Regions from separate parts of the Homo sapiens genome. Here all the other regions are linked to region 3. Evidence: chromatin loops called from intact Hi-C (ENCODE). Cell type or tissue: MCF 10A. All regions are shown on one strand. Each heading gives the region's core, and the rest is flanking DNA. Links, peaks and the distances in the headings are about the cores only. Region 1 overlaps AZI2 (5-azacytidine induced 2). Region 2 has its middle 51 kb from the start of LINC01967. Region 3 has its middle 22 kb from the start of LINC01967.

Region 1 (8,000 bases), core at 1-8,000, 290 kb before region 3:
TTTCTTTTTTATCATTCTTGGAAATTTCATTGTTCTCAAAAATAATTGTCAATAGTGTTTACCTCAATCTTTTCTAATTCGCTTTTTATATTTAAGTAAACCTCTAAGGAGAAACAAAATTTAATTGCCAAATATATAAAATGTTTGCATGAGTACATATAGATACATTTGCCTATAAATGTGCTTTATTTAACACCCCACTATATTGTGATGAGATGATGAATGTGAAATTACTTTCTATAATATTAAAAATAAAATCTAAAGGGTGTTTACTAATTCATAACATAGAACTAACTGTGCCCACAAATGTTCAAGGATACTAAGAATTGGAATTCTGTAAATTACGTGGTAACTGCTTGGCTTTGTTCTTTCTGATGAGTGGTTCTCAAATTGGAATATGACTTAAAATCACCTGGGTGCTTATTCAGAGTGCACTTTGCAGTTTTTCACCCCAGATATTCTGATTTGCATAGATCTGCAGTGGAAGCTAGGAATCAGTATTTTTTAACAGAATGCAGAGGAATTCTAAGGCAGTGGTCCACACCTTTGTCAAACACTGCCCTCAGTCATCTCCAGCTTCTTAGAATGCCCTTGGAAAAGCAAAATTTATTTATGGAATGTCCCTGTGGAATACATTTATTACTGATTTTCATCACTGAGAGAAGTCCACTTAAGCTTGTCTTTGGACAGTGTTTTGATGTTTGTTAAGTTTTGAAAGTTCAGTTTCTGCTAGACTATTTAAAATACTATCTAGTCTTTGGTAATTTTAATTTTTGATAACAATATTCTGCTCATGGCACTTATTTTTTAAAGATTAATGCTAACAAAGATTTATTATTTTAAGAGCATTTAAATTATGATAAATAAGACTCAGTATAATGTTAAGTTTCTTCAAATGTTAAATGATATAACTAGCTTGGTCTAGTTTGTCAAATAGAATAATAGCCAGTTACACTTTTACCATTTATCTAGAAAATCAGACTTCATGGGCCAGCTGATTTGGATACACACACACAGCCATTTCATTGCAACAAAAGTGTTTAAAACTGAATCTTTATTATGAGACTGATTACCACAGCTCCCTTTACTTCTCTGTAGAAATACATTTTATAAAGGATGCTTGCGTAGCAATAACACCAAAGGCAACACATAGCCTACTTTTTACTTTGCTAACAGTTTTCCTTTCATTATATTAATAAATATAATGGGATATCTGCCTTGTATTGTTTCCTTTCTATGATCTCATTTTCCCTGGACCTGTAGCTTTTACTCTCCAGAAGTCTGGTTTGTACAGACTAATATGATAAGTATTAATATTCTCATGCTTGTGATTTCATATTAATTTTTGCAGGGATAGTAATTAAAATTTTAATTTTCCATTTTATAACAAATTTAAATGACAGTTATTTTAAAACAATAAAAGTTGATACATATATGTGGTGCTAGCACATTGTGTGTTTTAATATATGGCTATTTCTTACATAACTTTTAGGACAGATAAGCAATTTGATGCTGCTTTTCCGCGTATTCTAAGTAATGTTTATAGTGTATAGAATAAATATATAGAATAATGGTATAAAACTTGAAAAATCCTTTTATGCCATTGTTTTCTTACATAATATATGCAACTTTTGATTTATAAATAAAAAGGTAGCATATCAATAGGTAAACCAGTCTGACTACTCATATTGTCTTAAAAATGACTAGCTATCATGTTGTATAAAATGTGACATTATTGTATCAATATACCCCCTTCCATGTAAAGTACTTTTGTAAGCCTTCTGAGGGGTTCCTAGATTTGTAGGAGTGTAAGATTTTGTAAAAGATTCATTGGAGAGGGGAAAATATTAATAGCTCAGGCTCTAAAATCCAAGTCCTGGTTCATACTAATTAAGTGATCCTAGCTAAGCTTCTTTACCTTTCCAGGTCCCAGTTTTCTCATCTGTGAGATGAGTTTGATAAGATTTTGTACCTCATAGGGTAGTCTTGAGAATTAAATGGGATAATGTTTGTAAACATTTAGCATAATGCTAAGTAGTTCACTGGTTGTGAATTAAAAAAAAAAAATCAACATTGTAAGTATTCACACCCTTTAATCATGTCCAGGCCTGTGTTTTTAAAATTCAGCAGAATAAGCACCAAAATCCACAGTGCCTCTACCAGGAAGGACCATCTCAGTTTGTCTCCATCCTGCCTTTTTAATCTCATCTCCTGCCACTCCTCTTCTCAACCTTTCTCCCCACACTTAGATCTTTGAACTTGTTCCCCTGCTGGAAGTTAACAAACTGTAAAGGTGTAAGTACAATAAGTACAGTACAATGAAAATAACCATCCTCTTCACATGAGAGTACAGTCTTAAGAGACATTTGCTCTTTTGTGGTATCTTCTTTGAAAACCACTTTTTCTCCCCATCCCTCAGACCCCCCATAACATTCTGTTGTTTCAAATTTATTACCTACCTTTATGGTATAATAATAATTTTTCTGCACAACTCTGCCTCTCTGGGTTTTCCTTGCTGTGTAAATGATTGTTTCATGATAAAAATGAACAAGTAAATCCCAGCTGAGCTAGTTAGAAGTTTGTGTAAAACAGAAGTGCGTGAGCCCAATCCTTAAAATACACAAACTGCAGGGTATCTGTTTTTGACTTCGCAGAGCAGTTTATGTTATTTCTTGTTTTCAGCTGTCTTTAGAAAAAATCCACATCGAATAAATCCTGCCCATTGGGTTGAGTATTAAATTATTTAAGTCAAATGTCTACTGTGGGTACAATTTTACCTCTCCTTAAACCAGGCTGCATTCTACCACTTACCTAGCCGTCTGTGACTATTTTACTTGCTCTACTTTTAAGGGGAGTGTGTGTGTGTGTGTGTGTGTGTGTGTGTGTGTGTGCATGTGTAAGAGTCTTATATGAAGATATATATGCATACTTTCAGTTTGCAATATGAGAATAACCTGCACTTTTATTTTGAAAGGAAATAATGAGAGTTTCAGCTAGCAGTAGCATGACTGGAATGATGTTTGCTCTTATTTTGGAATATCATTGAATCTGGAGACTGAAAAGTAAACTCTTTTAGAGGAAGAAAAGTTAAACTTTTCATCATTAGGAGAAAATGCAGCTTGCATCAGAAGCAGCATGAGTAATTATGGTTCTGAGAATCCGCCACTTTTTTGGTATACTGTAGATAGCATAGTCTATTCTTGTTCTTGGACTTTATTGAAAAACTGGGAAAGATTGTACCTTAAGAGTGGGAGTTGTCCTGTATGGTTAGAAAATGTTAAATTGATGTTAATGAAGATTGACTGGATGGCAGGTTTTACCTACTCAAGACTTGTAGTATACACATTTATTTTAACCTGCCTTTCTTATAATTCTAGATACAAATTGCTTAGATGCTCCCAGCTGTTGCTTTAGTTGACAATTGGAAGTTTTTAATTGTACAATTAGAAAAGCAAAAATATAATGATATAAGACCAGACCCAGAAAAACACAAAACCTTTTGTTAGTATTCATGTGATCTGAAATAAGGCAAAAGAAATGTTAAAGGGATTAGTTGACACAGGAGGGAGATTAGACATTTTGGAAGAAAGCAGGCATAGTGAAACACGGGTTGGAAACGTGGCTGTAGTTAAATTGCCTATGTTTACATCTCAACTCTCCACTTACTATGTTACTTTGGAAAAAATACTTAAATTCCTCCTACCTCAGTTTCTTCATCTATAATGTTCTTGAACAGTGACTGATATTAGTAAGTAACCAAATTTTATTTCAAGCAAGGGATAGTTAAAAACTCACTTTCTAGTAATAATTACTGATCTAAGATACATGAAATTCAATTGATAATCTTTATTTAGAGTGCTATATTTAGTTTTTTATTTTAAACTAAAAAATATTTAAAAGGACTTTTTAGGTTCTCTTGCATGGTCTAAAGTCCCTCTTATTCTGTTTTTCCCAGGAGGTCTTAAAAGGTTTTAGCCACAGTTTCTCCTTCCATCATGTTTTTCAGGAACCTAACTCTCAGAGAAGTAATGCTGAACCTAACAGCAAAAGTAGATGTTCAGAGCAAGTCAGTTTTTCGTTAAACAATGAAGGTAACGAGCTCTTCTCTTAGGTTTTGGAGTCAGAGTTTGATTTGAATCCTACTCTACCCACTCTTCATTCAGTAATCAATATTTATTGAGCAACTTCTACACAGTGATGAGTTGGGGACACAAATGATGGGCAAAACAGACAAAGCTTCTGCCCTCACAGAGCTTAACATTCTTCTAGATTTAACAGGGCTAATTCAACTTTCTAAGACCTACCTATAAAATATAGATGATACATATTTCATAGAATTGTTCAGATAATTAAAAGAGATAATATTAAAAGAATGTAGTGCATTATAGTGGGACATATTGGACACTCAAATGTTAATTAATTTGTCTTCTATTCTAAATATACAACAAACATAGCCAATTACTGGTATGGAAAGATAGAGTATGCATTAAGACTTCTATAATATAATATTAATATGTTGTTGTAATGAATTATACTCAAAGAACTTTTGAAAATTTATAAATTGAGAAGCTATGAAACTTGCTACTAATAGATCTAAGTGGAAATGTTAGGAGAAGATATATTTGGGGATGAAGTATTTTAAAAAATTTTGATTGTTTTAATGAAACTGATATTTCAGATTTTTATAGAACATACTAATAATTATGGTTTTAAGTGGTTTATAGATATAATTTAATATTCTTAAGACTCTATGAGGTATTTGCTGTTATTTCTTGTACTTTATAAATAAGGAAACTGAGGCATAGAGGTTAAGCAACTTGCCCAAAGTCAGACACTAAATGGTAGAGTTTAGAATACAACCCAGGCAGTCTGGTTTTTAAACATTGTCCTAGTATTTACATTATTCTTAACTATAACTTTTTTTCCTTTTCACTTATTCAGTGAGACATTTGTCACTCATATTTTTTTTCTTTTAAACAGTTGTCATGGATGCACTGGTAGAAGATGATATCTGTATTCTGAATCATGAAAAAGCCCATAAGAGAGATACAGTGACTCCAGTTTCAATATATTCAGGAGATGAATCTGTTGCTTCCCATTTTGCTCTTGTCACTGCATATGAAGACATCAAAAAACGACTTAAGGATTCAGAGAAAGAGAACTCTTTGTTAAAGAAGAGAATAAGATTTTTGGAAGAAAAGGTAATTTTTATCTTTTACCTTCATTGCGTTTGTGACATAAGGAATAATTCAAAATACTTGAAATTTTGAATACTTTTTGTCCTGTCTTCCATGATTGTACTAAATTTCCAAGAATAACTCACTGCTAATCTGAAAACTCTGGGCATTATACTTATCCTGTGTTTCACATACCATGTACTTGGTAAATATTTGTAGGAGAGGATTTAACAACTTGGAGTTATATTCCAAATATTTTTCTTTCATTTTCAGGTTTACTTACCTCCATAGCTGTATGTATTTTATTCAGAATTTTCAAATCTGGGCAAAAAAAAAAAAGATATACCAACAAAGGAAATTAAGTATCAAAGGAGGAAGCTTCTGGAACATTGTCCAATAGGTTTAATAATATCTTTACCAAGGCTGAAATCTTTACTTCAACATTCTTTCTCTTCTTTAACACATGTAATAGGAATAATGCTTTTAATTGATCAACTGATGTTTTCTGTTTACCTTTCCATGTATAATTGTGACACATCTAACTGTTACAGAATATATAAGTAAGGTAGCTGATTCAATATAAAGCACCAATCTACTTGGCTTTATGTATGAGGAATATTCTTCAGTCATCCTTTTATTTTTGAGTTTTAAAGTTTTAACTTAGCTTAGTTTGTATTTTTTCAGCTCAGATAAGAGCATTTTTATCCTACAAAGAGCAGCTACCACAAAGGGTAAAGAATGCATTGTCCTGTGTAATATAAATTAATTATCCAAGGAAATGAATTATCCTATATAAAAAAAACTTGAAGATGGGGCTTGGTAGAGTTTGATTCATTTTTGGTGGGAAGTAAGAGAAAAGGAGTCGGTTGTAAAATAATTATAATTTCTTTGTATTCATATGAATTATATTTACTTTAATGTTGATTATGTAAATTTGTAACATATTGGCATACAGTGAGAGAAGGTAACATTTTGGGGCACATAGCTTTATTTTAAAGTTTAGTAGAAAAATGGGATTTTATGTATAGTTAACATTGGAAATATTTCTGTACTTCATGACCAACAATCCTATTAATTCCTATCCTGTAATATAAAGGATTTAACAAATTAACACACACATCTATTTCTTAAAAAGTCAAGTATGCCTTGGCTGGGCACGGTGGCTCACACCTGTAATTCCAGCCCTTTGGGAGGCCGAGGTGGGTGGATTGCCTGAAGTCAGGAGTCCAAGACCAGACTGGCCAACATGGTGAAACCCTGTCTCTACTAAAAATACAAAAATTAGCAGGGCGTGGTGGTGCACCTATATTCCCAGCTCCTCGGAAGCTGAGGCAGGACAATCACTTAAACCTGGGAGGCGGAGGTTGCAGTGAGCTGAGATCGCCCCATTGCACTCCAGCCTGGGTGATGAGAGCGAAACTCAGTCTCGAAAAAAAAAAAAAGTCAAGTATGCCCTAAGGTGCTGCTTTTTCTGATTATAGAAATTAGATACTTTTAATTTAAAAAACATCTAAGCAGTGTGTATCACATCTATACTCTGTTGTGATTATGATGATTTAATGTTATAAAACAGACACCATGAATTATAAAATACTGATTATGTAAAAGCATAGAAGGCTTCAAAAAATATTCTACACATTTTTGCTTTCTATGTAAAGATTAATTTGTGGAAATGAAATACTCACCTAATGAATCCAGGCTTTATCCCCTTATTACGATTGAAGTAAGATATGGAGCCATCAGAACACTGACTTATTTTTTATCTATAGAATACTCTCTTAAGCTTTCTCTTCTAATTTCATACCGTTAGCTAATAGCTCGATTTGAAGAAGAAACAAGTTCCGTGGGACGAGAACAAGTAAATAAGGCCTATCATGCATATCGAGAGGTTTGCATTGATAGAGATAATTTGAAGAGCAAACTGGACAAAATGGTAAGTTGATTTGAAGCGAATGACATCTGCATTTTGGAAATGAATTTTCTCCTTCAAGAGGTTTAAAATTAGAAGTAAGTTAAATATTTACATTTAGTAATTAAAATTTTGTATACATGTTCAAGGCAAAATGGAAATTTTAGTAATATTTTAACTTATTTTTATGTAAAATATTTAGTATGTAATGATGTTTAGGACTTAAATACATCTAACACCACCGACTTATTTTGAAAAACTATGACATGGTAGATTTAGTCTTTTTTTTTTTTTAAGCCAGTGAATAATGATGTCCTAAATTAGGAAAAGAAAAAAAGACATTTCTGAGAAACTGAGTTCATTTTGTCACCTTGCTTTTAAAGACAAGAATGTGTTTTTTTCAGTATCTTCCTGAAAATTACAATATACCAACGTGTAGATTTTATTGAATGTAATTTGGCATTTTCCCTACTTAACTAGAATAAAGACAACTCTGAATCTTTGAAAGTATTGAATGAGCAGCTACAATCTAAAGAAGTAGAACTCCTCCAGCTGAGGACAGAGGTGGAAACTCAGCAGGGTATGCCAGTTACTTGTTATAAATATTCTAACAGAATTAACATATTTTTCCATTTATTTGTAATATCAACAGTTTTCTGTATCCATATGCTAAGACCTTAACTTATTTTTTAATTTTTAGGTTTATGTTAATTTCTCTGTTCTACCTTCACATAATATCAACTTCCTTTAACTTTTCCTTAGCTATATATTGCACTTTTCCTAGAGAAAATGTGATGGTTTTTATTCAGGTCTAGGTTGTGATGAAGCAGAAGAGGAAAAGAGTAGAAGCCCAGAAGCAAGAAGTAGAAGTGAAATCATCTAGCCCACTGGTTGTCCTGGCTTCTCTTTCTTAC
Region 2 (11,013 bases), core at 1,275-9,274, 73 kb after region 3:
GTTTGAGAGGTTAAATAACTTGCCTTTGTTCTCAGAGTTATAAGGAGGAATGAGACTGGATTTGAACCCAGTTTGTCTGACTTCAAAGAACCCACTGTTTTCATTATACCCTCGCTTTTTTCAAATGTTCCAAATGAATTTGACATCCTAAGCAATCTGAGTGAAGTAATAAGAGGGGAAAATTTTTTAAGGGAGGGGCCCTGTTATCCACTAATTCTTTTAAGGGTACCAGAAGGGAATTTTTGAAGTTGTGGATTTACCACCTGGAACCTTTGAAAAACATAATAGGAAGTGACCTAGAGATACATGTTCCTTCTCTGTCAACCTGCTGAGGAGATAAAACATAGCTGCTTCCATTAGTCAGTCTGCAAGGGTCAATATGTATTATGTACTTAGCCAGCTATGGTACACATGCAACCACAGTCTTGCTTTCGATGAACTTATAATGTTGTCATACACTTTGGTGAATACCTCTGAATTAGTCTATTCTTGCATTGCTATAAAGAAATATTTGAGACTGGGTAATTTATAAAGAAAAGAGATTTAATTGGCTCATAGTTCTGTAGGCTGTACAGGAAGTATAGTGGCATCTTCTTCAGGGGAGGCCTCAGGAAGCTTACAATCATGCAGAAGGCATAGGGGGACCAGGCAGCTCACATGGCAAAAGCAGGAGCATCAGTGTGAGGAAGGAGGTGCTACACATTTTTAAATGACCAGATGTTACAAGAACTCACTCACTATCATGAGGACAGTACTAAGCAAGGTGGTACAAAACCATTTATGAGAAATCTGCCCCCAGCATCTAACCACCTCATGTAGCTGATAAAGACATATCCGAGACTGGGAAGAAAAAGAGGTTTAGTTGGACTTAACAGTTCCATGTGGCTGGGGAGGCCTCAGAACCATGGCGGGAGGCAAAATACACTTCTTATGTGGCGGTGGCAAGAGAAAATGAGAAGGATGCAAAAGTGGAAACCCCTGATAAACCCATCAGATCTCGTGAGACTTATTCACTACCACGAGAATAGTATGGGAGAAACTGCCCCCATGATTCCCAATTATTTCCCATCAAGTCCCTCCCACAACATGTAGGAATTATGGCGGTACAATTCAAGATGAGATTTGGGTGGGAACACAGAGCCAAACCATATCACCTCCCACCAGGCCCACCTCCAACAGGGAGATTACCTTGCAGTATGAGATTTGGGCAGGGACACACATCCAAACTGTATCAACCACTATCAAGCAATATATGGTTAAGTGCCAGAAAGTAGGTTACACCTCATTACTGCAGGTATTAGGGATTCGTGGAGGAGCTGTGTCACTGAAGAATGGTACAACAGGCTTTATTTGGGAGAAGAGGATGGCAAAGCCCCCATTCCATTTTTACCCAAGACATTGTCGTTTTTCCTTTTCAGTGCTTTACTAATATGTCAGTTCTCCAAGTTATCCAGATCATTTCTTCTAGTTTTTTTGATTCTCAGTAGTACCTGAAAGAGAAAGAGGTGACTAAACTGCCTAGGGCTTCCTGCAAGCATTTCTTCCTCCTCCCATCAAACTCTGTGTGCACATCATCATCAAACTCTGTGTGCACATCATCATCAAACTCTGTGTGCACATCATCATCAAACTCTGTGTGCACATCATCTCTCACCTCTCTCCCTGTATATGTGAGTGTACCTATATATTCACTTAGATAACATTCACTCATTTATGAAATATTTGTTAAAGACCTACCAGGTGCTGGATATGATAGTGAACAATATAGAAGTGACTTCAGCCTTCAGGTAAAGATAAGAGGTAGAACAGAGAGGAAAGACCAGAGAGAGGAGATAACTATAAATGTGCATATTTTCTATATTCACATTTCTTTCTGCTATTCACCTTAAAATAACTGTGCCTTCATATAGTGAGAGAACATGAGCTGAGAGGAGGATGTGGTCATAATCCTGTGTCTTTAAGAGTCATACCTTCCTGAAATAATCTTTCCAGACTCTAGCCTGAATAACATGATTTGAAACAAACTTACGCTGTGGGATGGCTCTTTCTGAACCAAACAGTCCACTTTTGGCAAGTCTTACTGACAGCTGAGAAGCAGTTGTTGGATTGCTTGTTAGCCCTAGCAATTAAATAACAATCACTTTAAAAACAGTATATGGACCTATTGGAAGCAGTATGATGCTACATGTTGGGTATAAAGTTGCCTGGACTTGCTGTGCCTGGTGTTGATAAGGTAGCAGATGGTCTAATAGACTTCATCATTGAGCAGCTAAATTGGTAAGGTCTTAGTTTAATAATCTTGTGTTCTAATGATTTAGGCGAGTGATGAAAGGCAAGGCAATTACTTGTACTTGTAATAATGCCCAGTTGGCCTGGATGGAAGGGACACTCACTCATACATAGTGTGATGTAATTAACTCCCATTCCCCAGAACCATGGCTGCATGGCTGTTTGTAGACAGGCTACCTTGATAATACACATCTCACCTTGATACTAAAACTTAAAAGCATTTTCCAAGTCGAAAACGACTCTTAATTACTTAAATCACTCAAGGAAAGAAAATTTAACTTTATCTTAGTGTAGCATTTCTATATTTCCAAAGCATGAGTATGATCTCATTGGATTCTAAAATATGTTGCTGGGGAATAAAAAGTACTTAAGTGGTATGAACCATTTACAGATGAGATAGTCATTCAGTGGCTTACCCGAGCCATAGAAAATATCTGGAAGGCAACTAGAATCTAGGTATTTCAAATCTTAGATCTGCAATCTTTCCCCCATCTTGTACTCTTTAGACTCATTTTACCCAATACTTCCTCCCTGTCTCTTTGCAGGACATCTCATCAAATCTATGGATTAAAATTATTCCATATATGGAATACAATATAAGTAGTGATAATTACACTTTAATATTCCCCAAGATATGATGTAATTTACACAGAATAGACTACTAATAAATACATTTTTAAATAACATTGATTCTAAAAGATCAATTTACAAGATCAACATGCAAAAATCAATCCCATTTTAAAACACTAACAATGAACATGTGGAAAGCAAAATTTAAAACACAATACCATTTATAACCACTCCAAAAAAATGAAATATTTAGATATAAACTTAACAAAACAAGTATAAATCTGCATGCTAAAAATTACAAAATTTTGATGAAATAAATCACATAAGACCTAAATACATGAAGAATATACTCTATTCATGAACTGGAAGACTTAACATATTAGAGATGTCAATTGTCCCCAGACTGATATACAGGTTTAACACAATTCCTATTAAAATTCAAGCAAGTTCTGTTGTAGGTAGAACAAGCTTATTCTAAAATTTGTATGGAAAAGAACAAGCCATAGAATAGCCAAAACAATTTTCACAAAGAAAAATAAAACAGAAGGTATCACTCTATCAAATATTAAGGCTTGTTATATACCTACAGTAATCAAGACTGTGTAATATTGGCAGAGGGATGGACACATAGATCAATCGGACAGAGCAGAAAAGCCAGAAAGAGAATAGAACCCACACAAATAGGCCAAAATTATTTTTTTCCCCAAAAGCACAAGACCAATTTAATGGGGAAGATTAGCTTTTTCAGCAAGTGATGCTGGAGTAGTTGGACATCTATAGACAAAAAAAATGAACCTTTACTTAAACCTCACACCTCATAAAAATTAACTCAAGATACATAATGGACTTACATATGAAACTGTAAAACTTTTAGGACTAAAACAGAAGAAAATCTTTGGAATCTAGGACTAGGCAGAGTTCTTAGGCAGAGTTCTTAGACTTAATACCAAAAGCATACTCCAAGAAGGGAAGAAATAAATTGGACCTCATAAAAATTAAAAACTTTTGCTCAGCAAAAGACTCTATTAAGAGAATGAAAAGAAAAGCTACAGTTTGGGAGAATATATTTGCCAGCCATATATCTGACAAAGGCTAGTATCTCTAACACAAATTGCTCTCAAAATTCAGCAGCAAAAATGAAAACAATTCAACTAGTACATGGGAAAAAGACATGAAGACACATTTCACCAAAGAAGATATACAGGTGGCAAATAAGCATATGAAAAGAAGCTCAGCATCATTAGCGATTAGGGAAATGCAAATTAAAACCACAATGAGATATCACTACACACCTATCAGAATGGCTAAAATAAAAAATAGTGACAATGCCAAATGGTGGTAGGATGTGGAGAAAGAAACTGAATGACTCATGTACTGCTGGAGGGGATGTAAAATTGTTCAGCCACTCCAGAAAATAGTTTGGTGGTTTTGTTAAAAAAAAAAAAAAAAAAAGAAAAGAAAAAAAAAACCATTGAACATGTAACTACCATACAACCCAGCAACTGCACACGTAGACAATTTTCCAGATAAATGAACACTGGTGTTCACATAAAAACCTGTACACGAATATAGCAGCTTTATTTATGGTAGCCCCAAATTAGAAACAATACAGGTGTCCTTCCGTGGTAGAATGGTTGAAGAAACTGTAATATGTGCATACTTATAGAGTACTAGTCAGCAGTAAATAAGAATGAACTATCAATTCACGCAACCATCTAGATGAAAATCTAGAGAATTGTGCAGAGTGGGGGAAAGAAGCCAATCTCAAAAAGTTACATTTCCATTTATAAATGATAAAATTATAGAAATGGAGAACAGGTTAGTGGTTGCTAGGGGTTAAGCGAGAAATGGGGCTCTTAGGAAAGTGGGTATGACTATAAAAGGATAATTTAAAAGACTCTTGTGGTGATGGAATTATTCTGTATCTTGACTGCATCAATGTCAACATCCTAGTTGTGATATTGTTCCATAGCTTTGCAAGTTGTTACCACTGGGGAAAACTTAGAAAAGGCTCCACAGGGTCTCATTGTACGATGTCTTATAATTGCATATGAATCTACAATTAACTCAACAATTTTTTAAAAAGCTAAAATGATTTTTTGTAACTCAGAATTCATAATACTTCTACTTGAAAACATTTTGTTCAAGTCAGGTGAAGTCTCCAAATTGCTGGTTTTTACTTCATTGTTATCCAATATCATCAGCAAATCTCACATCTCACTGATTTCTCACTTTACAGCTCAGTTTGCTACAAATAATGCAATTCACCTAGTAGACTTACAATAGCACTCCACATTGTCTCGTCCTATCTTCCTATTTGCTATTCTCCACCATTGTTTTACTCAGGTGAGCATCACACCATGGCTAGTTACCTACCAACCTGCCAACTCTCGAGTTCCTTTTAGTTAGTGTCCTACTTTGTTTTTTAATTCTAAGTATTTTCTTGCAGCGCAATTGCTGAGGGGGAAACCACTACAGTGTAGTGAACTCCTACTATGTGTCTAAGTCCTAACCGTGAGGTGATGGTGACTATCAAATTGGTGCCAGAATAATAGAGATAAAAGAAAAAGAATTAAATGGTATTGTCCTGATGAGATACCATCTCCATCCACGAAAGTCAGGTGTATGGTCGGGCCTTTTGGAGGGTTTGGGAGAAGGACCTGGTATAACTTGTTGATGCTGGAGCAGCCAGACCCAACCAAATATTAAAAGATAGGCCTAAAGCAAGGTGTTTCATATAAATATACCCACAAACCTTCTGAGTAGATCCTAACATTATCCCCATTTTACAGCTAGATTGGGAAATTTAGGCTTATTACTGATATATTGTGCAAGATCTAGTAAGTCAGGAACCAGCATGCTGACTCATATCCACGTGATTTTGAAACGTGATTGACTTCCCCATTTGCTACAATGGGTGAGCACTGTAAAGGAACTAGAGTTTTCTCTCTGTAGTCTTAGTCACTGTGTTATGAAGAGATGGACATCATAGTAATACTTATTTCTGATGCAATTAAATGCCTCTAGTTCTTAAAAGGAAGACAAGGAAAATGCTATTCTTATAATCTTCCTCCATGAAAATATTCCTTTAAAGCCTGCATCCTCGCTTTTTGCCCCTTTCCCATAGGGACTCATCTTCTCTTACCTCCTCCAGTAATGAGCTATTTCCACAAATCTTCATGGTTGTTTGCTAATGCAGCAGTACTGTCACAATAGTTAACTTATACAGTGGGCCACCAGCAGTCTCTGCCACAACATCAAACAAAAGTCCAGTTTTTGACAAGAACCCAGTACTGTCTGCCACCATGAGGTAACTAAAGATTGACAGCCCAGGTTTCTCAGCTGAAAGTGTTGAATTTATGCTAGGGGCATCTTGTTGCCTAAAGAAACGTACTCATCCTGGGAGACAGTTTTCTTTATTTTGAAGGTTGGGAATATCCCAGAAGGAGCCTTTAGTAAGAAGATGGATAAATATTCATTGATACAACAAATATTAATTGAGTGCCTCTATGTTCGAGGTACTGTCTGCATTTATTAAGCTCTGTATAGGTGCCAAGCTTTATGTTAAGTGCTTTATATGCACCTCATTTAGTCTTCTAAAGTGTCAGTTATGTAATTTTGCATATCTTTTAAAGTTTGCCACATACCACATCTTACATTACTCTGCATAAATCTTATATGTCTGTTGGAATATGGCAGGTTCAAGAGTCTTCAGGTATACATGGAACCAAAGAGAGACCCCAGCTTGTTTTCGAAGGTTCATTCTTTACCTGTATAAAAGCTGTGCAATGTAGAGTAAAGAATATGTTTTCTCAGTCATGGGATCTAGGTTCTGATCTGAGTTCTGCTACTACCAAGCTGTTGAATATTAACCAAATTAATGAATCTTCTTGTGTCTCAGTTTCCTCATTTGTAAAACAATTCCATGAACTAAATATTTTTTTAAACCTTCTCTATTTTGAAACTGTATACATCACCATCTGATTATCTGTAGTAAGGTAATTTAATGAGAAAGTCGAGAGCAGATTTTGAAACTTAAAGCCAAATTTCTGACAATCCAAAGAATCATTGGCTGAAAGCTGAATCTGTCTCTTCCTGGGTCTTGCTTTCCAGTTGGACCTATCGAAGCATATGTCACATTGTAGGGATCTAGGCAGCCATAACAGATGTGAGTTTAATTTTTTTCCGCCAAGTACTGACATATACCTAAGCAGATGTTAGGGTTGAGTTTCTTTTGTTTTTGTTTTTGTTTGTTTGGTTGGTTGGTTGGTTTTTAGCCTCTTGGCTTCCAGTTCTTGTGATGCATTTGTTTATTTGGAGGCACACTGAATTATTTTTCAAACTGGGAAAAACCCTCCTGACAAAAACTATTTTTTAAGTGTCAGAACATTTTCAACTCCAGCCTTCTTTAATCCAACTGAAAAATATGCAAAGAAAAAGAGTAGGTGGTTTCAAGTAAAAGAAGAAAACATAATTGAGAATTTCCTTGCAGGTCCACAAAGGATTTTATTTTGTCTCTACCCTGTACAGCAAGAAAATAAATGCCAGGACGTTTGTAAAGCTGTGATATTATAGGGCTGTTAGTGAAAAACCAAAAAGGATTGAGGGAGTGGGGAGGTGGAGGTTGTCTCTTTGATTGCTAGGGAAATTATGTAGACTTAGTTTCAATTGCTTGAAAATTCCACATCAGGGAATTTGAGGTTGCCTATTGTGGCCAGCTGGCATATAGAGGTCAAGATTGTTTCCTTTCTGTGCTTATATGACAAAGGCATAGCATGATTTTATTGGTGGTACTAATCTAACTGGCACTCAGATACTAAGTTTCTTAAGCACTTGGTAGTATTGAATTGTGTGATCTAGGGTCAGAGGGTAGTGCTAGAGAGAATTATTTGGGGGAAGAGTTGCCCAAAATACTGTAATACTGGCGGAGGTAAGCATCCCTAAGGACCTGTGCAGAAAATCTCTCTGAATACATACAGAAGACATTCATAAATGGAAACAAATACTCAAGAAAAGATAGAAAATCAAGTAGACTACTAATCCAGAGAGGAAATGAAAAGTTTGTCAAAGATCTGTAATAAGATTCCAGGCTCAGAGTATAACTAACTCTCCAAAAACAGGCAGTTTTGTGTTATTCAGACTACAAAATCAATGCAATGTTCACATCAGAATAAAAAAAAAAAGATAGCACTAAAAGAAAAGTGCTAGTGATTTATCCCTTACTAATATACAAACAAAAATTTCTAAGCAAAATGTCAGTGCAGTAAAATCAAATGCAGTAAAACAATTTTTAAAATACACCATTTTCAAGGATGATTCAATATTTAAAAAACCTATTAGCACATTTTTATTTCCTTGGTAGATTAAATGAAGAAAAAACTATTGCATAAAGTGATGCAACAAAAATATTAGAATATCTAGGAAACTTTAAAATTGTACTGAGGGGCATGAAATAATGTCTGAAAAAATGGAGAGATATGCCGTATTATCTAATGGAAATAATAAATATGTAAATTTCAGATAATTCACTACAAAAGCAATTGTTTTAGATGTGTATTTAATTTTAACTTGACAAATTGATATTAAACCTGGGAAAATACATGAAAATAGCCAAGATAATTTGGAAAATGTATCATAATTAGGAGATTAGCATTAACAGAGTAATTATAGGAGTAGAATAAGTAGAGATTTAATATTCATAGGGACAGGAGGCAGAAAAATTCTAGGCAGAAAAGGGAGGGGTTCATGGTGAAGCCCCACTCTCAAGCTGAAAAGCCTGAAACTGCAGCCCAAAATCCCTGTTTTGCCACTCAAATGTTGCCTTTTCCTAAACCACCCATGGCCCCACCCCACCTCATCCTCTGCCTATAAAGACCCTAGACTCAGTCAGCAGAGAGGAACAAGCAGCTGGATGTCAGGACAACTATGGCTGGACACTGGAGACAAGTGGCTTGACTTCAGAGGGACAGCTTGAGGGTGTAACTTCAGAGAAGAATCCAGCCATCTCTGGCCAGACTTCTGAACAAGATTACCTACCTACCTGTCCCCTTTTCAGCTCCCCTTCCCACTGACAGCTACTTTCACTGGCAATAAAATCCCCTGCATTTACCATCCTTCAATTGGTTCATGCAACCTCATTTTTCCTTGACAATAGACAAGAGCTCAGGAGCGAGTGCAGATAAAAAAGGGCCCACTGACCTGTTGACACTTAAACTATATGTGGACAGCAGAACTAAAAGGGTACTGTAACATGCCCACTGGGGCTTCAGGAGTCACAGGTACCCCCACAGATGCTGTCGTGGGGCCTGCACAGAGTTTGCTCCTGCTGGTGCCCAAAAGTCTCACCCCAGCTCCTGCACCTGCTCACCTGCACACTCCCTCCTGTGAGGAGTGGAATAGAGCAGGTCCAAGTTAGTGGAGTTTGCTCCTGTTGACACTGAAGCAGCTAACTTGTTCTAGCGCTGGTGTACTCCAGTTCCCGCCTCGTTTGCCCACTCACTCCCTCCAGCAAGGAGTTGAGAGTGACAGGCTGAGTAAACATGGCACCCCTGTCAAGAGTCCCGCGAAGGGGTCAGGGAAATATCCTGTTTCAATATGTGCTAAAGTAGTATTTTAAATCCCAAGGAAAATGGATTGAGGCAAATTCTGTTAAAGCAATTGGATGTTTATATATAAGAAAATAGTTAGATGTTACCTTGTATTACATACAAAAATAAATTTCATCTGAATTAGAGATCTAAATGTAAAAATAAAAAAATAAAAGCATGAAAACTAAAGGTATGGAAGATAGTTTCTAAGCTTGGGGGTGGGAAAGCTTAAAATTCAAACTCCCAATACAAAAATTTAATAACTGTATAAATATTTTTTAAAATTTTAAAGCAAAGAATACATAAAAATAAAAGTGACTAGGAGAAAACACAATATATTACAAATAAATGGTTAATATTCAAAATACAAAATTACTTTAAATAAATTAATATGAAAAGGTCAATGTAATAGAAAATTAAGCAATGGATCTAAACAGGCAGTTCACACAAAATAAACACAAATGGCCAATAAACATAGAAGAGATGGAAAAGCTTGGCAATAACTAAGGACATGCAAATTTAAAAGACTAAGAAGCCATTTTGCTTATCAGTGACAAAAATTTAAATAGCTTGCTAAGAACCAATGCTGGAAAAAAATTTTGGGAAAGAAGAAACTCCTGTTTGCTAAGGACTTACAGGTGTACTGTTTTGAAGAAAATGTTGGCAGCAGCAAATCTAATTTTAGGAATCCATCCTAAAGTATTGCAAGTACATAAAGTTCTACAAACATGCTCACTGCAGCATGTTAAAAGGCCCATCAAGGTTGGGCATGGTGGTTAAACCTGTAATCCCAGCTACTCAGAAGGCTGAGGTGGGAGGATCGCTTGACTCCCAGGAGTTCAAGGCCAGCTTTGGACAACATGATAAGATCCTGCCAAAAAAAAAAAAAAAAAAAAAAAAAAAGCCCATCTATAACAGAATGTCTGAGAATGTCTAAATAATGGTACACTAATATGATGGAACGACACGAGTACAAAATAATGTAGGAGATCGACATTTATGGAAACAGCCAGGAACAAAAAAAGTTGTAGGATATATGTATAGTACGATTCCATTATTGTTTATAGGTTTTAATGGATGGAGTTGGTGATCTTTATTTTCATTTTGTTATTTTTAATTCTTCATTTTAGATTTGAGCTGCTTCTTAAGTTTTGCCTCCACTCTGCAGCTTCTACAGATCTTTAAGCTCTTGAGCTCAGGAGCAAGGCTAAAATTCAGGAGCTACACAAACCATCCTCACCCAGAACCACTTAGAACCACTGAGGAGCACCTAGGATACTCATTTCAAGACGGGAGCGCTTCAATGCTTTAAAAATACATATGTAAATACACAAAATACTTATGAGTGTGTGTATATGTGTGTATGTGTAGTTTAAGCTTGCAACTGGAGAAAAACAAATGTTTTTAAGTTGAATAGCCATTTAAATACTGGTTGTTGGGTACATTGATCATTACATGACACAGCGCTTGTTCATGTATTCATTCAACATTCGGTCAACAAATACTAATTCAGGGCTCAGCGTGTGCCTTGCATTATGTTAAGTGCTGGGAATCAGAAGTAAACAAA
Region 3 (11,013 bases), core at 1,446-9,445:
ATCTCAGAGTTCTATGGATGGCAAAGAATGTATGTGCTAGAAAAGACCAGAGAAGGAGCAGAATGAGGAAAAAGGTAAATGGAGACTAGCAAGCCTTGTTTGTTTTCTGCCTCTAATCTCCTAGGATTTCTAGATCAGTTCCCTGCATACAAGTTCCTGGTGTGTTTTCACTCTTAACCAACACTTGAGCGCAGCCAGATCCTGGGTCTCCTTGCCAGGGGCTGACCTCAGCCTGCTTAAACTCCTTTGCCTGCATGCACAGAGGGCAGAAAGTGGAAGGGAATTTACTAAGGAAATTAAGGACTCTGGGACCAGCCCTTAACCAAAGACTGACACAGCGATGGAATATAAATACTTCACCATCTTTGCTCCTAGTTAGAACTGCTTTGATATAATGAAATATACCAGTATTTTTCAAATTTTAACACTCCTATGAATCACTTGGAGGATTGTATTAAAATGCGTATTTCAATTTGGTAGAACTAGTGTGGGGTCTGAGATTTTGCACATCTAGCATGTTTTCTAGTGATGTCGACCTGCCGGTGTACAGACCACACTTTGTGTTGCTAGGACTTACACTATCTCCAGAGTCCCCTGAGTGACTGAATCACAATTACTTCTCCTTCCCCACAGGCTTTCACTGGACATTTCTTCCTTACTTAGCTTCTTTCTCTTCCAGTTCCACTTCTCCTCTTCCTTACTAGATTTTTCTGGAAACATTTCTAATAAATCACTGTCACAGGAATCTTTATTTCAGCATGTGTGTCTGGAAAATCCAACCTAATACAGAGTCCAGGAGTTTGATTTTGGACATATTATATTTGAGGTGCCAAAGAAATATACAAGATGAACTGTCCGATAGTCAATAAGCACTAGTGATAACCATGCCTTCATTCTTTCAGTTCTCCCTTCTTAGCAACGAGTGTCCTGAGAATACAGGGCATTTAAGCAGACCTCTGGTGTCTCAGGTTTGTCCCTCAGAATTTAGAAGAGTAAGTTTCTTTTGCTGTATTCTTGTTTGAAGTCTTTGAGAATTGATAATCTGTATATCCCATTAGCCAGAATATTCTGCTGTCTGAGTGCTTTTCAAATATTAATGTATATATGAACAATCTATGGATCTTGTTAAAACACAAGTTCTGGTTCTGTAGATCTGGGAAGGAACTAAAGATTCTGTGTTTCTGACAAGCTACCTGGTAATACTGCCACTGCTGGTCTGCAGACCGTGTGAACTACACTTTGAGAAGCAGGGTTCTAAAACACACTTCACAGGTCTAATTTTCAAGGAAACACTCTGAGATTGAATGAGGCACTGATAGCAATGGTAATAGTAGAAGTAGTGATAGTAGTAGTAATAGCTGACATTTATTATTTACATTTACTAAGTACACACACTCTGTGTTAAGCCCTACTCAAATTATCCTACAAATACCAACTCATTTATTCCTCACAATAATGCAGAGATATAAGAATAAAAAATGGTTGATTTTTATTCCAACGGTTTTAATAAGTTAACTATTGTTCCATATGGAAAACCTCAGGATATATTGGTGGTAAGCTATAAAAGTCCAAATATTTAGAGTTGTTTTGCTAGTAACCACGTCATTTCCAAGAGGAGAGGGCATGTTTGGGAAGTGAACACAGCCTAACACATTCTTTCCAGGGAGTGATGGAAAAGAACCAGAAAATGTATATGAGGGAGCAATGTGTGAGGTGGCCTCCTTGGGTGACTGTTGTGGGTGACTACCTATTGCAGTTGTTAGATTTATTTCAAAACTCAGTTTAATCCCCACTTCACCCCACCCCTGTGACTCAGTTTTAAGCAGTTGAGTTTGAAAATGACAAGGATGACTCAAGCATTGAAATCTCTGTGAAAACAGGAGACACCTCCTCCTACCCTCAGCAATCTTTGTTTTCTTCCAAATGCTAAGAACCCACACTTAACACACACACAGAATAAGATATGTACAGAATTTTTTGACTTAATCAAAATAAATGCTTCTCCAAATTGAATTTATTCTTACTTTTTTTTTTTTTTTTTTTGAGACAAAGTCTCGCTCTGTCACCCGGGCTGGAGTGCAGTGGCACGACCTCGACTCACTGCAACTTCTGCTCCTGGGTTCAATCGATTCTCCTACCTCAGCCTCCTGAGTAGCTGGGATTACAGGCAGGTGCTACCATACCTGGGTAATTTTTGTATTTTTAGTAGAGACGGGGGTTTCACCATGTTGGTTAAGCTGGCCTCGAACTCCTGACCTCGTGATCCACCCGCCTCGGCCTCCTAAAGTGCTGGGATTACAGACATGAGCCACCGCACCCAGCTATTCTTACTTTTGAAGAAAACTGAAATAATGTTCAAATAGCAATCAAAAGGGCAGTATATCACTATATTTTCTTGTTTTCAGAAATCAAAAGTTATCAGATAGATATATAGTTGTAAAGAGAAACTATTTTCCTTTTAAATAAAGGTTTTGTTGTTGTTGTTGTTGTTATTTTAAATAGTGATGAGGTCTTGCTATGTTGCTCAGGCTGGTCTTGGACTCCTGAGCTCAAGCAATCCGCCCACCTCGGCATCCCAAAGTGCTAAGATTACAGGCACCAGCCACTAAATGAGGCTTTATTTTATGAACAAGAAGACTAGCTATGGCTTGAAAGAAAAGTATAGTCATATCTATTTTTATCTCATTAAATATCCGGGATCCTTTATGATGTGTTATGGCTACTCACTAAGAAACAGATTTAAAGACTTAGTTTGTTAAGAGGGAGCAGAAGGGTACATGCTGACTATCTGGTAGGGGAGATAACATTATATACCCCTGGGCTATGAATTAACTTGGGGTGATGTGAGAGCACATTCTTTTTGGTGTTATCATATGTGTGAAGTAATCATAAAATATAACTGTGATGAATCCAATTTCAAAAATCTACTCTCTATAAAAGACGCATCTCTAGCACCTGAAGAGATGAGACAGTGGTAAACTCAGGCAGGAGAGGTTGGAATCCAGTTGTGCCACTTACACCTGGTCAGCAAATCAGCTAGGAGCTGGTGGTGGGATTCTGACCAGGGGATGAAATATAGTGTTGGATTTTTAGAACTGGAAGTAGTCTTTCCTGTTATTAGAAAAAGAAATTATGAGGTTGACAGAAATTCCCAAACTGTATTATATGAAACAGTAGGTATTGTGAATGAGAGAATTAAATGAGCTCCTTTGTCAAGTAAGTTCGGGAAACCTTGTATGCCGTATTTGCTTGTGGAGATTCACAAGGCACACACACATATGAAAGGTTCTGAGGAGTCCTGCTTTTTGTTTAAGTTTGTTCAAAACAGATTCTCACAAATGAATATTTGCTCATCTCATCTCACCACATAAACCTTTTGTTGTTGTTGTTTTTAAACACAAATGACATTCCATGGAAATAGTATTCTGTGGAACTCAGTTCAGGAAATGGGAGAGAATTTTTGGAGAAGCTCCTTGATTTCAGGGAGGGATGCCAACACATGACCAGTAGGTTAAGTTGACCACTCGAAAGAAGCAGGGAGGCCATGCTTCATTAAAAGATATAGCCATAATACTTGGCAGGTGATGTACTTCAGGCAAACTGAAAGAGAAAAGGTTGAGTTGAAAAACTGCCCAGGAATTAAGCCAATCGATTGACTTGAATTACTTAAGAAATAAGTAATCTGTGCTCAATGGTCATTTATTTTTATGCCTTTGGGTGTGTGTGTGGTGGTGGAGGGTGGTAGTGGTGGTGAGGGATGTAGCTTTACTCTGTTTCTTGTAAATAAAATGTTCATTTTTATTTTTTATGAAATTATAAAAAAACTCTAATTTATCCAGGTCTTAGAGATAGAATGATTATATTTTTTGAAGGAAAAACAGCAAAATCTGACTATTTGCAATCAGATGGGCCCAGCCTGGATTCTTGTTTTTTTTTTCAGACGGAGTCTCACTGTGTTGGCGAAGCTGGAGTGCAGTGGCGCGATCTCGGTTCACTGCAACCTCCGCATCCCGTGTTCAAGTGATTCTCCTGCCTCAGCCTCCTGAGTAGCTGGGACTACAGGTTTGCACCACCATGCAAGGCTAATTTTTGTATTTTTAGTAGAGACAGGGTTTCATCATGTTGGCCAGGTTGGTCTTGAACTCCTGACCTCAGGTGATCCGCCCACCTTGACCTCCCAAAGTGCTGGGATTACAGGTGTGAGCCACCGCGCCCAGCCCCCTGGATTCTTGAACAGCGTAGCAAACGAAACCATGTTACCCTGGGGTCTAGGTATGGTTACACCTCACACAGAGCCACAGCCCAAAGTCAGAAACTGGCTAAGATTTGCAGGAAGAAGTAAAGCCATGAATAAGAGAACATGAAGTTGGAATTGTGCTCTTCCCACCTGGGCTTCCCCCTCACTGTCTCTTTTGCTTGAAATGTTGATGCTTTTACTGACATTTTGGAAATTCTCAACTGCCATGGAGGGGAATGGGGGATTTCTGTTTCACCACTCTTCCTTTTTAAATTCTTTTCTTTGTTCGGTTTGTGGCCCTCGTGCCATCCTGATGCTGAGCTGTCACTTCAGGCTTGTTAGTCAAATTATGGTGATTAATGCAAACAGCCAACATGAACTTTGGGCTGCTCAGATGTTAGATAACCCATGTGCTGGCAAAGAGCCATCTTTCTACATATCCTAAGTGACTCAGACACCTTTCAACACCAAAGTAGCTCTTCCTCAAGCACAGAACCCTGTGATTCTTAAGTGACTCAGACACCTTTCAAAACCAAAAGACAATCTTCTGATATTTGATATAAATTTGATGGCCAAGTTCTTTTCAGAAGATAAAATTAATGAGGATGTTCAAAAACAAATGGCTTTAGGTGAAAACTGATTGTTTTCTATTGACCCCGACCATGTATAGGAGGCTGATCTTACTAGTGGTTTTGCAACAGAATGAAGTCTCCATCATTCTTTCTTCTAAATGTGATCATTTTCCTTAACTGGGTTTTAGAAACATGTAAGAACCCACCCCCATTCCTGGTGGAGCTTTTATATGTGATAAATGGTAATGTGTCCATTGCTTTCCTAATTTGAAAAAGATGGTTTGGAGACTATCAGAAAAAGAAATATAAGATACTTAAGAAATATTACATGCTCAGAACTTTGAGGGTTTCTTGTTTATTACATAATAAGGAAGCCCCAGTTCTGTAATTCTCCAATGTGTCACCAAACATTCTGACCTAATATAAATTTAGAGCTCTTGCCAAAAGGGATTTCTTATCTAGATTGGTGTAAAAAAAAAGCCAACTATGAGAAAGATGTTCCATCAACATAAACCGAAGTTTTATGCTGGGGAATACCCTGTGAAATCAGCCATTTCCATTAATGCATTACACTACGATTCTATGCAGTATATTCAGAAGGGCTAACACAGGGAACATTTTGATGTAGTTGGTTTTGGTCATGTAACCACAATCACCATCAATATATGGAACATGTAATCACTCCAAAAATGTCCCTCATGCTGCGTGTAGTCTGTCACTCTGCAAAATCCTAGCCTTCCAGTAACCACTGATTTATTTTGTCTCTCTGTTTGCTCTTTCATCATATGCTGTATGACATCATATAAACGGAATCATACAGAATATAGTTTTTTGAATCTTGTTTCTTTTACTTAGAATAATGCTTTTGAGATTTATCCATATTTTTGCATGTGTCACTAGTTCACTACTTTTTATTTCTGGGTGCATTCATTACATAGACAAACCATAGCTTGTTTGTTCATCCAATAGTTGAAGGACATTTGGCTTGTTTTCAGTTTTTTGGCAATAATACCCTCTAAACATACCCTCTAAACACAGGGGTGTGTGTGTGTGTGTGTGTGTGGTTTTGTGTGCTTGTGTGTGTGTAATTCCTGGGTCATAAGGCAAATGTATATTTAATTTTATAGGAAAATACCATACTCATTTCCCAACATCAGCAACCTATAAGACTCTCACAGCCAATTTTTAAAAATAAATTTAGCCATTCTATTAGGTATGTAGTTGTATCTCATTGTAGGTTTAATTTGCATTTCCCTAATAATTAATCAGTTCTGCATCTTTTCACATGCTTATGTGCCATTAATATATCTTTTTTGGTGGTGGGGGAGAGGCAAGATGGGGTCTCACCATGTTGCCCAGGCTGGTTTTAAACTCCTGGGCTCAAGTGATCCTCCAGCCCCAGACTCTCAAAGTTTTGGCAAAGTATCTGTTCAAATCTTATGTTCATCTTTATTAGTTTGTTTTCTTTTTGATTAGTTTTGAGAGTTCTTTATATATCCTGGATACAACTTCTTTACCAATTATAAGTTTTGCTAATATTTTCTGCCAATTCAAGGCTTGCATTTTCATGTTCTTAACAGTGATTTTTGAAAAGCAAAAACTTTTTATTTTTAGTGAAGACTAATTGATCAGATTCTTTCTTTTATGCATTATGCTTTTGGTATCATATGTAAGTAATCCTTGTCTAACTCAAGTTACAAAATATTTTATGTTTCCTTCTAGAAGTTTATAGTTTTAGGTTTTACATTTAGGCATGTACTCTGCATTAAGTAAAAATTTTGTATATAATTCAAGGTATAGATTGACATTTTTGCATATTGATATCAAATTATTCTAGCACCATTTGTTGAAAAGATTAACTTTTTTATTCACTGAATTGTCTTTGGACCTTGGTCAAAAAATCATTTGACCATACAATGCTTGGGACCATTTCTGGACTGTCTATTCTGTTTCAATGGTCTGTGTTTATATGCTTTCACCAACATCACCCTTTTTGGATAATTAGAACTTTATAATAAGGCTTGAAACAAAATAATGTTAACAGCTCCAATTTTGTTCTTCTTTTCCAAAATTGTTTTGGCTATTCTAGATTGGCTTTCCACATATATTTTCAAATCAGCTTGTTAATTTCTACCAAAACTCTTGCTGATAATTTGATTAGGATTGCATACAATTTAGGATTGAACTGACATTAATAATATTGAGGCTTACAATTCATAAAAATTAAATTATATACATCTCCATTTATTCATGTCTTTTTAAATTTCTCTTATTAAAGTTTTATACAGATATTGCCTGTATTTTTTGTCTTTTTGTACAATTGTAAAACATGATTTAAAAAAATTTTTATTTCCAACTGCTTATTGCTAATATATAAAAATACAATTAATTTTTATTAATTAATTAATACTCACCTTGTATCCTATGACCTTATTCACTTATTAGTTTTAGTAGCTTTTTAGTAGAAACTTTGGGATTTTCTACAGTCATGCCATCTGCAAATATAGGTGTTTTTTTTCTTTCATATCTATATAGCTTTCATCTCTTTATCTGAAATAGGAGTATTGGGAGTGAATATCCTTGCTTTATTCCCATTCTTAATGAGAAAGCAGTCAGTCTTTCATCATTAAATGTGATGATAGTTTTTTTGTAGATGCCGTCTATCAGGTTGTGGAAGCTTCCTTTTTTTTTTTTTTTTGTTTTTGAGACGGAGTTTTGCTCTTTCACCCAGGCTGGAGTGCAGTGGCGCAGTCTCGGCTCACTGCAACCTCTGCCTCCCAGGTTCAAGCATTCTCCTGCCTCAGCCTCCTGAGTAGCTGGGACTACAGGCGTGTGCCACCAAGCCTGGCTAATTTTTTATGTATTTTTGGTAGAGATGGGGTTTCACCGTGTTACCCAGGATGGTCTCGATCTCCTGACCTCATGATCCACCCGCCTCGGCCTCCCAAAGTGCTGGGATTACAGGTGTGAGCCACCACGCCTGACTGGAAACTTCCTTTTATTCTCGATGTGGTTAGACTTTGTATCATGAATGAATATTGAATTTTTCAAATGCTTTTTCTATATTTATTTAAATAATCATATGGATTTTCTTCTTTATTCTGTGACATGGTGAATTATATCGATATTAAAATGTAAAACCAAACTTTTTATTTATGTGATAAATTTTGCTTCATTATGGTGTGTTAGTCTTTTTTATACATACTGAATTTAATGTGCAAGTATTTCATTGAGGATTTTTGTGTCTATGTTCAAGACGGTTGTTGGTCTAAAGTTTTCTTATAGTGCCTTTGTCAGATTTTGGTCTCAGGGTAATGCTGATCTCATAAAATGAGGTGGAAAGTGTTCAGTTCTTTACTAATTTCTGAAAGAATTGGTAAAAATTTGGTATTAACTCATCCTTAAATGTCTGGTAGGATATTGGCAGTGAGGCTATTGGGGTCTGGAAGTTTTCTTGGTTGCAATGTTTTCAATTACAAATTCAATTGATCTAATAGATATAGGATTATTCAAGTAATCTATTCTTGACTGACCTTTGATAATGTGGCACAAAGAATTTGTCCATTTCATGTATATTAGGATTTAGCAAAATATGCCCATGAACCAGATTAATGTGGAATGTAGCTTATTTTTGAATGGTCTGTAAGCTAAGAATCATATTACTTTTTAAAGGAATTATAAAATAAGAGTATGTAATAGAGACAGTGCATGGCCCACAAGGCCTATAATATTTACTATCTGGATCTTTACAGAAAAAGTTTATCAGTCCCTGATCTAAGTTATTTAATTTAAGGCTATCAGTTTGGTTTTTTTTTATGCTTTTAATGTAGTGTTTGAAGTGATGTTATTTCTTTTCAACCTTCTTTCATTTTATAGTAGTAATTTGTGTCTTGATTTCTTTTTCTTTTATCAGTTTTATTAGAGGTTCATTAGTTTTGTTGATGACTTTCTCCATTGTATTGCTCTTATAAATTTCATTGATTTCTACTCTTATTTTTCATATTCCTTTTCTTTTGCTCATGTCAGGTTTAATTTGTCCTTTTTTAGTTTCTTAAAGTGAAATCTTAGATCATTAATTTGTGAACTTTTTCCTAATATAAGAATAATATAAAGATTTTTATGTTACAAATTTCCCTCTAAGCACTGCTTTGGAAACTTTACATACATTTTATGTTATGTATTCATACTAGTTCAGTAAAAAATATTTTCTAATTTCTTTTTGACTTCCTCTGTGACTCACTGGTTATTTAGAAGTATGATGTTTAATTTCTGAATATTTGCAGAATTTCCACATATCTTTTTTTATTGATTTCTAAGTTAATTCTGTCCTGGGTAGACAAAATCTTTCGTATGATTTGATTATTTTAAAATTGTTAAGGTTTGTATTACGACTCAGAATATGGTCTATCTTGGTGAGTGTTTAATTTGCACATGGAAAGAATGTGGATTCTGCTGTTATTGGGTGGAGTGTTAGGTAAATATCAATTAGGTTAAGTATGTTGGTAGTGACGCTTGGGTCTTCTATACACTTGCTGATTCTCTCTTACATATTCTACCAATTGATGAGAGAGCAGCATTAAGCTCTCCAAGTACAATTGTAGATTTGCCTATTTTTCTTCTCAGCTCTAAAACATTTGCTTCATAAATTTAGAAACTCAGTTGTTAGGTGCATACACATTTAGGATTGTTATGTCTTCTTGGAAAACTGAATCCTTTATCATTATGGTCCTCTTTATCTCTGATAATATCTTCCTTTTGAAGTCGATGTTGTCTGATATTATTATAGCCGCTCCAGACTTCTTTTTATTAGTGTTGTTGCATATCTTTTTTCCCTCCTTTTATTTTCAACCTATTTAAGTCTTTATATCTAAAGTGTTTCTTGTAGATAGCATATGGATATTTTATGTTCTCATCCAATCTGATAATTTTCATATTTTAATTAGTACAGGTAAATGATTTAAGTTTAATATAATTATGAATAGGATTGTATTAAACTGTACTATTTTACTAGGTATTTTCCATTTGTTTCCTCTTCTGTCTTTTTTTTTTTTTTTACTTCTTTTTCTACTTAGTTTTGGATTAAGTTTTTTTATGATTCTAGTTTATCTCCACTGTTGGATTTTTATTTATGCCTCTTTTTAAAGTATTTTACTGGTTGTCTTAGGATTTGCAATATACATTTACTGGTACAAAAGCAGGCACATAGACCAATGGAACAGAATAAAGAACCCAGAATAAAGGCACTCACCTACAGCATCTGATCTTTGACAAAGTTGACAAAAATAAGCAATGGGGAAAGGACTCCCTATTTAGTAAGTGGTATTGGGATAGCTGGCTGGCTGCTACATGCAGAAGAATGAAACTAAATCCCCACCTTTCACCATATGTAAAACTTAACTCAAGATGGACAAAAGACTTAAATATAAGACCTCAAACTATAAGAATCCTAGAAGAAAACATCATTCTGGACATTGTCCTTGGGAAAGAATGCATGATTAAGTCCTCAAAAGCAATTGCAACAAAAACAAAAATTGACAAGTGAGACCTAATTAAACTAAAGCACTCTGTAAAGCAAAAGAAGCCATCAACAGAGTAAACAGAACCTACAGAATGAGAAAAAATATTTGCAACCTATACAATTGACAAAGATTTGATGTCCAGAATCTATCAGGAAGTTAAACAATGCAACAAGCAAAACACAAATAACTCCATAAAAAAATAGACAAAAGATATGAACAGACAATTCTCAAAAGAAGACATATAAGCGGCCAACAAGCATATGAAAAAATGCTCAGCAACACGAATCATCAGAGAAATGCAAATCAAAACCACAATGAAATATCATCTCACACGCGTCAGAATGGCTATTATTAAAAAATCAAAAAACAGATTCTGGTGAGGCTGCAGAGAAAAGGAGCTGCCTATGCACTGTCAGTGGAAATATAAATTAGTTCAGCCACTGCGGAAAACTGTTTGGAGATTTCTCAAAGAACTTAAAACTACTATTTGACCCAGCAACCCCATTACTGGATATGTATCAAAAAGAAAATAAATTGTTCTACCAAAAGACACATACTTATATGTTCATCACAGCACTACTAGTAATAGCAAAGACATGGAATCAACCTAGGTACTCATCAACGGTTTACTGTATAAGGAAGATGTGGTACATATACACAAATACCGCACAGCCATAAAAATGAA

Evidence for each region. Peaks named below come from ENCODE experiments on the same cell type or tissue, not always from the same donor. Only the 100,000 strongest peaks of a DNase experiment are listed, where the experiment ranks them.
Region 1: a loop joins it to region 3, with 13 times the contacts of the local background. A loop is called at or near these places in 3 of 110 quality-filtered maps.
Region 2: it touches region 3 in a loop (2.0-fold over the local background); 2 of 110 quality-filtered maps call a loop at or near these places.

Annotation. Positions count from the first base shown.
Region 1 is chr3:28,337,603-28,345,602 of GRCh38, reverse strand. AZI2 (5-azacytidine induced 2) reads left to right here. Exons shown (of 8, transcript NM_022461.5): 2 at 4,981-5,201; 3 at 6,988-7,110; 4 at 7,567-7,666. The coding sequence starts at 4,986. Among named protein-coding and RNA genes, the nearest start is that of ZCWPW2, 7.1 kb to the left of the region's middle. In MCF 10A, for the core only: no CTCF peak of the experiment used is centred there; a DNase peak (open chromatin) is centred at 3,022.
Region 2 is chr3:27,971,857-27,982,869 of GRCh38, reverse strand. No RefSeq gene overlaps it. Among named protein-coding and RNA genes, the nearest start is that of LINC01967, 51 kb to the left of the region's middle. In MCF 10A, for the core only: no CTCF peak of the experiment used is centred there; a DNase peak (open chromatin) is centred at 5,739.
Region 3 is chr3:28,044,700-28,055,712 of GRCh38, reverse strand. No RefSeq gene overlaps it. Among named protein-coding and RNA genes, the nearest start is that of LINC01967, 22 kb to the right of the region's middle. In MCF 10A, for the core only: no CTCF peak of the experiment used is centred there; DNase peaks (open chromatin) are centred at 1,732 and 4,662.